Linked DNA regions of Homo sapiens: region 1 is linked to region 2. Evidence: chromatin loops called from intact Hi-C (ENCODE). Cell type or tissue: dorsolateral prefrontal cortex. All regions are shown on one strand. Links, peaks and the distances in the headings refer to the core of each region. The heading gives the core; the rest is flanking DNA.

Evidence for each region. A loop is a pair of places that touch in the nucleus more often than their neighbours do. Peaks named below come from ENCODE experiments on the same cell type or tissue, not always from the same donor. Only the 100,000 strongest peaks of a DNase experiment are listed, where the experiment ranks them.
Region 1: it touches region 2 in a loop (5-fold over the local background); 22 of 110 quality-filtered maps call a loop at or near these places.

The regions. Positions count from the first base shown.
Region 1 is chr9:74,575,903-74,581,290 of GRCh38, forward strand. The region is part of intron 1 of RORB (RAR related orphan receptor B); the gene reads left to right. Among named protein-coding and RNA genes, the nearest start is that of RORB-AS1, 80 kb to the left of the region's middle. In dorsolateral prefrontal cortex, for the core only: a CTCF peak has its summit at 2,270; no DNase peak of the experiment used is centred there.
Region 2 is chr9:74,740,181-74,745,504 of GRCh38, forward strand. TRPM6 (transient receptor potential cation channel subfamily M member 6) reads right to left here. Exons shown (of 39, transcript NM_017662.5): 32 at 3,915-3,965; 33 at 2,381-2,446. Among named protein-coding and RNA genes, the nearest start is that of TRPM6, 150 kb to the right of the region's middle. In dorsolateral prefrontal cortex, for the core only: CTCF peaks have their summits at 2,825 and 2,829; a DNase peak (open chromatin) is centred at 2,821; H3K4me3 peaks cover 796 bases; H3K27ac peaks cover 785 bases.

The DNA.
Region 1 (5,388 bases), core at 295-5,294, 160 kb before region 2:
CTGTGAAATGTGAGCTGGTGTTATTATTAATATTATCACGCAGGATTTCTTTGCCTCCTTCTTAATAAAATAATGGTCTTCTTCAAGGTCCCTCGAAGCCAAACCAAAGGAGTGTGTTTCCAGAGAAATGAAAAGTAAAGGTAATTGTGGATGTTCAATAAATATTAAACAGCCTCGCTGTTTGTGGGAAGCTTCAAGTACATGATTAAGTTGCAGGTGATAGTAAAGGAAACCAGCATGATCTTTAATTATAAAATACTTGTTAGGTTTGATTCCAGTAAAATGCAATTACCTTGAGACTTCTGGTAATATCTCACAAGAGGCTATGTTCTCAAGATGAAAGCTTTTGTGGATGCATGTTAGACTCCATTGTTTGGGACCATGTACACCCATCCTGGCTCCTGTCTGTAACAGCTAATCACCATTAACTGGACGAGCCTTGCAGGAATTCCCAGTTGTATGCCAGCCATTCTGTGGCCTGCCTTGAAGTATGGAAACATCACAGAAGTGGGAATAAGGGCAACAGTGGCAGACCACAGCATTAGCTAGGCTTAGGGAGAAAGAGAAGGGAATTCAAGATTTCATAGGGGACAAAAGAGGGCCCAGTAGGAGGGAGAAAATGGAATTGTCCTTGTACATGTCATGATGATTATAATGCAAACAATTTTTTTTAAGACTAGCAGGGAAACCTCTGGATTTCATTTTGGAAAAGTATCCATCAATCTGTATAGCTTCATTTTAAAATGAAATTTTTAATCAGTGTATATTTTTTGAACCCGCCTGGGAAAGCAATTGGTGGGCTTAGAAAATGTTATTTTGAAAGCCTTTTTTAGTTTCGTGCTGGTAGGGTTCCAAAAGCCTTTTTTAAAGAACATTCTTATATAATAATGATAGCTAACACTTAACTAGTGGGTACTACATGCCATGTACCAGCAAGTGCTTTATGTATGTTAACTCTGTCAATACTCATAATGAACCCATGGGGAAACCGTGGCAGTAATGCTCATTCATTTGTCTACAGTCACACAGCCTGTAAGAGGAGAATCCAGTTTTCATGTCCAGGCAGTCTGGATGCAGAAATAATGCTCTACCCCGTCAACATTGCCTCCAAGGCCAGTGCTCTAGAGGTTTCAAGTGTATGTAGGTTACAAGAAAGACTGCATGTGTGTGTCTATGTATTCTGCTGAAGGGAGATGCTTAAGATGAAAATGTTTACCCATTAAAAACTATGTTGCTTATCTTCTTACACACTGAAGCAATTGAATTTTGCTGGGTTTTTTTTCTCTCTATGTTCATCAGTTTCTTCTTGTACAATCAGTTCTATGAATTGGACTTAGTTTCTTCACTAATGTCAAAATCGTTCTGTAAAAGAGTCCTATCCTCCTTTTAAGAATGATCTTGGTGTCTTTCCTTTGGCTTCCAAATTATTACTACTTTAAATTATAGTCAAGGGCTTTAATGCAGGGTTACCATGATTCTACTTTTAGGCATCTACTTAGTTTCCTTTGCTCTTCCTCACCCTAAATTTGCTCTAGGGAGCACTGTCAGGCATCACAGTACATGACTCTTCAAATGGAAAGTACCTGTCAGTAAGCAAAATAGTGTGTATATTTCTATTTGGAAGAAACTGTGAGCTATGGGCATGCAATTGCAAGGTGAATGATAGATGGCTCCAAAACCAAGAGCAAAACACTTCCTGAGAGAAAGTTAGCAGAAGGTGACACCCATTATGGATGCAAAGTGAAATGGGGCAGAGACACCAAAACCAAATAAGCGGGTTTGCCCCAGCTCTTTTACTTTCCAGTTATTTAGCCTCACTGATCCTCAGATTCCCACCCTATAAAATGGAGGCAAAAACATTGGCTCTGTAGGTTTATTATGAGAAATAAATGAAAACCTGTATAAAATGCCTGACACACTGACAGATGAGTTATGGTGCCAAGTAGTAATTGCTTTTGTTCAATTTGGTTTCTTAACTAAAAGGAACCTTGTGACCCTCCTTGAGACTGTCTCCACAGTTCTCGGGCCCCAACTCAAAGAATCCTAAGTATTAGCAGAACTGAAAGAAATCTCAAAATATTATGTAGCCTAACTGGATAAAGTATTAATCCCTACCCACCCTCCCATTTTACAGATCAGGAAACTGAGGACCTGAGAAGGTAAGTGGCTTGCTCAAGGTCATACAGGAGCAAATGAGGAAGATAAACTTGGGACTAAACACTGCCTCCTTATTGGGCATTTTTCACTATGCTTGCTGTTTTTCTTTGTACTAAAAGTCTTAGGACAGTAGGGGTCATCCAAGAGCAATCCTCTCTAAATTTTTAGTGTTTCCAATCACCAAGATCATATGATAAAAACAGGGGTCTAGAAAGGGGACAAGATACTGATTATATTAGGTCGTTAATGGCTCATGTGAGAAAGAAAGCAGTAAATGTTTATTGAGAGCATTATGAAGATCCAAACTGAACATCTTTCTAGAGATGGTCCTATTGCCACATTATTTGGTTGAGTAAAGTATGTTTAGGTTTAGGGAATGAAGGACTTTGGGAAGTCAAAGACAACCGTGTAAAAACACCAATGACATGCAATTTACCCATGTAACAAACCTGCACATGTACCTTCTGAACCTAAAATTAAAAATGGAAGACAAAAAATTAATAAAATTTAAAAAGACGACCAAGTGATACAGTTGTCTTATCAAATGAATTCTTTAAATTGTGACATGAAATGCTGTAAAAGATATTTTATTTTGAATTGTAAAGGTTTATTTGGAGTAGAAGATCCTTTTTAAGGATACCTTATTAATACCATATACCACAAGTGTAGTTAAAATGGTACAAGACTTTAGTCTTCGGCACTGTTTCTATATGAAGTATATTCTGGTTAACTCACTACTGGGGTTCTATCTTTCCTCCCAAGGCCACCCAAGTCATTTGCACAAGTTCTGATTGCCAGTCAGGTACTCTGCTGGTTGGTATGTTTCAGCATGTCCTCATCCTTTGTCCTCTGCCTGTCCTGCTGTACTCCAGCTCACCAATCAGCAATTATCTGCAAGTGAAAAGAGAGGACTCACTGACCTTGATTTTATATATATGAGTAGATGAATGTCTCTTCCCAACGAACTAGTGTTTATACTCTATTAATCCTATGTATGAAGATTTTTAGTTGAACATTAAATTATATTTTTGAGATTTTCTAATGTTTATTCCATTGTTTCCTCATCTAGACTAATAAGCAACAATTTATATTTAGTAAATAATATTTAGTCTTATAAGAAGCATCCCATTTCATAGGACTTTCAGCAAGTCAAGCAAATGAACATAGAATTTTAAACTAAATAGATATTAAGTGCTGGACAGTAGCAAAACTACTGTTTTATTACTTATTAAACACAATTAATTAATTAAACACATTAATTAATGATTTACACATTGCAAAGTGTACTTTCACAGTTTTATATTTCTTTCTTTTTTTTCTATTTGTCTGTTTTAAGTTGCTGGCAGCATCTTTGAGCATTTTAAACAGGCTGAATTCCCAAAGGCTTTCCTCCTGGACAACAGAATTAAATGAATTCTGAGGGGTGGGTCAGTTTTTTTTCTCCTGGTTTTGTTAAAAGCTACAATGTTGCAATACACAAAAGTTGGGTTGACACAAGATTAAAATATTGATGGTTAACAAAGCTTCTGGATAACGAGCTTATTTGCCTAAGAATGTAAATTGCAAACCTGAACTTGAGAAACCCTTTCATTGACTTTTCCTATCATATCACACTCACCACAATAGAAGGGAGTAACATATAAAGCCCCAGCAATACGAAATGGAAAATACCAGATTTTTATTTCAATTGGTACCACTCAGCCTTGGCTCTCATCTGTCAGTGGACAGAGTTTCTTTCTGGGAAGCCTTATCTGACCACAGAACATTGCGAGAGCAAGAGCGGTGTTTCAGAGCTTAAAGAGTTTTACAGTAGTTCCCTCTTATCCACGGTTTCGCCTTCAGCAATTTCAATTATATGCAGTTAACTATAGTCTGAAAATATTAAGATATTTTGAGAGAGAGATAAACCACATTCATATAACTTTTTACAGTATGTTGTTATAATTGTTCTATTTTATTATTGTTGTTTATTATTATTGTGCCTAATTTTTAAATTAAACTATCATAGGTAGGTATGTATAGGAAAAAACATGGCATTTAGAAGGTTTGGTGCTATCTGTGGTTTCAGGCATCCACTAGGGGTTTAAGACCATATCCCGTTTGAATAAGTGGTGACGACCGTATTTAGCAGGAGTAAAATTTGGAAAGGCACAGACATAATATACCTCAACAAGAGTGTAAGTGGAGGGATGAGGAAGTCATCAGCCAGTGTAAAATAAACTTCCCTGTGACACAGAGAATCTCCAAAATATGTATAAAATACAGTTGAATGTTTTTCTATGGTAATTTGCTAACCCAATGTTACCTTTTGCCAAGATTTGCATGGATACTCAAGAAAGTGAAATTATTCTAATAGATCTTGTTCCTTGATTGGGATCCAGAATCATCTTTCCATGAGATACTGCCTAGCAAACCGTGTAAGACCAAGACAAGAGTAAAGTCTCATTGGTACACTAATTGATGGTGGCTAATGGGAAGATTAGAGAGACTACCACTTCTCATTTGTCACTGCAGTGCCCCAAAAATAATTCTATAATGATTTTTTTAGGAATATACTTTTTTTCTGAAAGGAATTAAGGCCATCAAAATATGTTCATCAGGGATAGTAAATCAGTTAGTTGCATTTTCCTTAAACTGCTGATCCCAACCAATTCACAGAAATCAGCCCAAACAGGTGATAAGAAAACTCGCTAGCCAATGTTTTATAGTGATGTCATCTTACCTTGGGGTAGCCACTGAAATAAACTGTGCCTCAGTTACTTTGACTGTATAATGGGAATGTTTATAACAGCAAAAGTAGTAAGACAAAAATTTCTCTAGAAAGTCCACAAATAAATAAGGGGAAGTCATAGCTCTTTCAGAATCAAATACTCCATTGAATCTCCAGACGTGAATGAAGTTTTGCCCCACCCAGCTGTGGGGAGGAGCCAGAATTTCAGATGGGGATGCAGTCCAATTTCTTCCCTCTACATTAAGGGCTTATTCCTGAGTAGTCTCTGAACTTGGTAGCACAGAATCACAGACATCTTACATAATTTCTCTGTGTCCCTAAGTTGAAATAAGAATGTATTTACTAGCTTCTTCCCTCATGAAAATTCACCAGGCCCTTAAGAACCTCAACCCTTTAAACCTTCTTAAAGGTCCTAAGCCCCAGAGAAAAGTCTCCGTGCAATCTCAGAGACCAAAAAAATGCACCTATGACATATAAAACAGATAGTGGTAAAAGGTTAG
Region 2 (5,324 bases), core at 1-5,000:
ATGTTATTTATTGTCTAGTAGATGTGGGGAAGGGGAGAAGGGACAAATATCAGAGGATACAAAAGAATTAAGCTGTTCTTACTGTAGACTATAACTGGACAAAAACAAAGTGGTAAGGATATGCTTCTTTTGTTAAAGACAAATACTTCTAAAGAGACGGTTTAACCTGATGGTGTTGCTTATTATCATCCTCCTAAGGAGCCTAATTAGACATTCTTTTCTAATTGTTCTTCTCACAACCTATTAATACAGGTTGCATATCCCTTATCCAAAATGCTTAGGACCAGAAGTGTTTCAAATTTTAGATTTTTTCAGATTTTTGGAATATGTGCATATACATAATGACATATCTTGGGGATGGGACCCAAGCGCAAACACAAAATTCATCTTTTTCATATACACCTTATACATATAGCCTCATAGTAATTGTATACAATATTTTTAATAATCTTGTGCACAAAACAAAGTTTTGACAGTGTCTTGACTCTGACCTGTCACATGAGGTCAGTTGTGGGAGTTTTCCACTTGTGGCATCACATTAGCACTCAAATAGTTTCAGCCTTTGGAGCATTTTGGATTTCAGGTGGATTTCAGCTTGAATTTAATACAAGCTCAACTTGTATTAAAAATATTCTGTATATCTGTTTATGTGTACTCTGTAGATCTGTGCTTTATATCATAAAAAAACTTATTTTTTTCTAGGGGTGATATTACTTCATTGAAAATGCATGGTTTAACTCAGCTGGAGTCAAACAGTACCAATGTCATACCCCAGAGCCTCTCCTTCCTTCCCTTGTGCCTTTGGACGAGTTACTTAAAGCCTCAATTTCCCCATCAGAAAAATGGGGATGAAAATACTGTTCTCATTGGGCTGTTGTAAAGGTTAAATAGGCTAACATGTCTAAAGTGAATTACAACCTCAGATACAAACTCAATCCCACTTAAAGGATTTTAGACACAAAATACTACTTAACTGCTACATAGCTTCCACTTTTAGGCTGTTGAAGAGGGAAAAATTCCTGTTGAACCTAAACACTACCAAGTCAGTGTTTAATGTTTCTTAACAGAGCAACATAATCTATATACAACTTCTGTCCAGCCCCAGCTGGTGTTTCATTTCCCCCTTACACCTTTGCTTCTATATATATATAGAAGCATATATATATATATGAACACGGTACTGGTTTACCAAGAAAGGAATCCATTCTCTCCCTCTTGCATCTAATTCCTCACCAATAAACACATCTAGGTAATGCTCAGTAACAACTTTTCAAACCTTTCAAATATTTATTCTTGGTGCCCAGATAAATGCCACTGAAGATCTCTTTGGAGTTCTAAATCCCTAGAGGCTTTAGAGCAGAGCTATTGATTTGCAAAGCCAGCCATGGGGCCAAATGGAAGGGGAAGGCATCTGCATTAACAATCAGAAGCCAGGCCGGTGCGGTGATTCTGTAATCCCAGCACTTTGGGAGTCTGGGGCGGGTAGATCACCTGAGGTTAGGAGTTTGAGACCAGCCTTAGTAACATGGTGAAACCCCATCTCTACTAAAAATACAAAAATTAGCTGGGCGTGGTGGTGCACGCCTGTAATCCCAGCTGCATGAGAGGCTGAGGCAGGAGAATCACTTGAACCCAGGAGGCAGAGGTTAGAGTGAGCCAAGATCCCGCCATTGCACTCCAGCCTGGGCAACGAGAGTGAAACTCCATCTCAAAAAAAAAATAAAAATAAAAATAAATAAATAAAAACAATCAGAAGCCAACCTGGTCTGCCCCCATGTGAACAGTGTGAGAAGAATCAAGATCAAGGACACTTTGGGGACCCTTGCTATATTGTCAACTTGCTCATGTCTTATCCTGCCAGACAGAGAAATTTTGATAGCTTTAGCCAGGGTGAGATTGTTTTTCTTTACTACTCCAGACTTTTAAAATGACATTTGCAGTCTGAGATAAGAGCAATTAGTGTACACAAAACAAAATAAACAAAAAACAATACACAAAGCATTTCTCTTCAGATGCCTGTTGGCTTTCACCATATTGACATTTATCGCTTTCTCCTGTGCTTATTATAAATGGTTGGTTTGTTCTTTTCTTTCCTACTTACTTCCAGCCTTGAGTCAGTGAATGCCAGGTGCAATATTATTGCTTTCTTCCCAACTGCTGCTCATTATAGGTCTTATTCCCATAGTATTAGCTTTTGTCCCTGAATGCTGGCCATGACAGTTAACAAGAATTTCCATTTTAGGAAATGAATCTCACTAAACTACAACTATCAACAAAACAAAATTTTCAACTAAAATAATGCAATGTGGTTTCCTTTGATTCACTCAGATTTTATGCCTCTGTCCTGGCATAAACTCAAGAAGGTAGAAATGCTACTCACCAAACAGTTGGACTGGTGTAAATGGTATGGTCTGAGAAAGCCTCATTAAATTATTCCTTTCAATGGCTGCAAACAAAAACAGATTTTCTATTTTAAGTATGCATCAGTGGCTGAATTTACAGAAAGCCTCTCCACATCAATATATTCATATAATGCTATTTAATTTCAAAGACCTCTTATTTTTGCCATTATCAAAAATATAATCTATAATACAGTCTTAAAAATAAACTATGCCTTAAACAGGAAAGAAATCCCAATTTTAGAGGCATTTAATATGAGATTATGTCACATGGTCTGAGGTAGGACTATCACCTCCACTCTCCTGAATACCAAATCACATACTAATCCATACATATGTGGAACTTTCTTTTAAATGGCATTTTAATCCGTGGACTTTGGTTTTCCTTTCCGAAGCAAATCCAAAGCACGGTGGGCTGTGGGGACACCTACTGTTCACTTTGCACAGTTCATCTTCTTTTTCCAGAGAGAGCCGAAGACCGATTTTAATTAGAAGCGAGTGATCTGCATTTTCCTGTTAAGAGCTATAGCCTAACAGATCAGAGTCAATATGAGTTACAGTATTCCTCACTAGAGACTTTCTTAAGTTGACAGCTGGAGTCAAAATAATAGATTACTGCCGAGCTGAAAGACTCAGTTGTAAGAGCCTGGGTTGAGGAGTCTGGAATCCACTGCAACTCTATTCACTACAAAGGAGAATTCAGGATAAGGCAATCTATTACTAGACCCTGAACAAACAACCTTATATAATTATAACAGTAATTATCGCACCAATAAGCTCTTACTCATGTATTGAGCTTTAGATTTGTAAAAGGCTTGCCCATGTATTATCTCATCCAATGCTGAGAGCAATGACTCCCAAGAAACCATCCAATGGCACAAGTCCAGTTGGTTTTTATATTGCTTTGCATTTCAAAGTGTTTTCCTCTTAATTCTCAACTAGCCCTTTGGCAGACTGTTCCTCAGGAAGGGCAAGTACAATTATTCCCACTTTGAAAGAAAGACAACTGAAGCACTGTGAAGTGATGTTGCTTAAGAGAGTCAAGACCCTTGACATCTTTGTTTAATAACATCTTTGTTGAACTCACTTTGTGGGGTTGGCCTTCATTCAGTGATCATACTCACTGAGGCCCCATTGAGGGTACAAAACCCTCCCTCAAGGAACTACTTTCAGGTCTGCCTTTTCCCCAGTCCAAAACATTGAGATCTCTGGCTTGGGGCTGCTTTGAGCGTGCAAAGAATTTTTAGATTTCAAGGTCATCTTTCTACTTTGCAATCTGGAACTTGAGAATGCAAACATTTTGCAAAAATGCAAATTCTCTTAAATTCTGAAAACTTGTTTTCCCAAGTCAATGGCAAAGTTAGAAATTGGAATGTTCTTCCCATCAAAGTGAACAATAACTTTTCAAGTCGCGAGCCATGTCAGTAACACAGAATTTGTCAGTGTTTCTGTTTACAAATGCAGAAGCACAGACATTTAGCTCAGCTGACATGTCTATGTGCATATGCATCCTACCTGAATAATGATGGTGAGGCTCTTGAGGGCTTTTTAAGGAGGCTGAGATCTCTGAAATTAGAGAGGAGATTGGCATTTTAATTACATGGCTGGAGATAAATACATGTTTATGAATATATTGCCTTCAAAGTTATTATTGAACAGGTTAATCAGAATGGCTTCTCAGTATTCGAAAAAGCTTGCCTAATATTTTTTAACCACAGTATTGCGCATGGTATCCTGACAGCTTCCAATCATCAATGTAATATCTCCAAACATATTTATATAGGGAATTGAAGAAAGGCAGGTAATATTAGCCTCAAAGATGTATTTCCTCTGAATCAATTACACCTCTGGGTTGCAGAAGGCACTCAGCTGCCCATCATACTTCACGACATCCCAGAAGCATGATTCTCTGAGCTCCCTACCAAGATGCAGTGCCCGTAGAAAGACAGTATTAATACCAAGTTATTAACAGACTACTTCACTGACCTAAAATAACAACAAAATGCTGAAAACACATTAAAAGCTATATACTGGAAACAAAGAAGAGGGTGGATAATATAGCACCAAGAGATTTGTTTGGTTATACAAGGACTATGTGTTGGGAACACCTCTTCCAAGTTTAACTCATTCTCTTCTGTCTGCTCCAGTCCTAAATTACAAGGCTCTAGAGAAATCCCTTGCAACAGTTTTGCTATTTCATAAAATCAAAATTAAAGTGGAGAACTTTGGTCTCATGATGGCAACTGTTTTATACCTCGCAGAGTAAGCAGCATAATGAGCCCAATTTCGCAGATCTCTCTGGGTTTTTGTTGCTGGATAAGGAAAGGAACGAGAATCACTTCCTTTAGGGAGTGTTGGCAAAAAGTAAGATCAGCAGAAAAGACTGTTTCTTTCTGAAGTCATCAATAAAAACAAAAAGTATTCCTCTCCCACTATGGATCATACTAGGCATGAGAGATATGGGTAAGGTGTGGTTCCCACCCTACCGAAAAGCAAATGTATTAGGAGAGAGAGACAGGTAACTATAATCACAATACAGTTAAAGTAATATACGTAATAAAGGTATATACAGAGGTTTATGGAACACATTAATTCCACCTGGAAGGTAGGGCCTTCATAAACAGTGTGAAATGCTTAAAGTGTATGGGCATCTGAGTCTGATAAAACTGAGTTTCAGTCCTGGCTTCACTGCTTAAGGAGCTGTGAGACCACATTGGTATTTATTCAATATACATTTATTGAGTACCTACTATGTGCCAGGCACTGGTCTATGCTCAAGAGGAAGAGCAGTAATCAAAACAGATAAAGTCTCTAGTTCCATTCTAGTAAAAGGAAATAGAAAATAAATATATAGTGCATATAGTATAGTGTGTGTGTGTGTGCGTGTGTGTGTGTGTGTGTGTGTATGCATCAACTTAAGAGAGT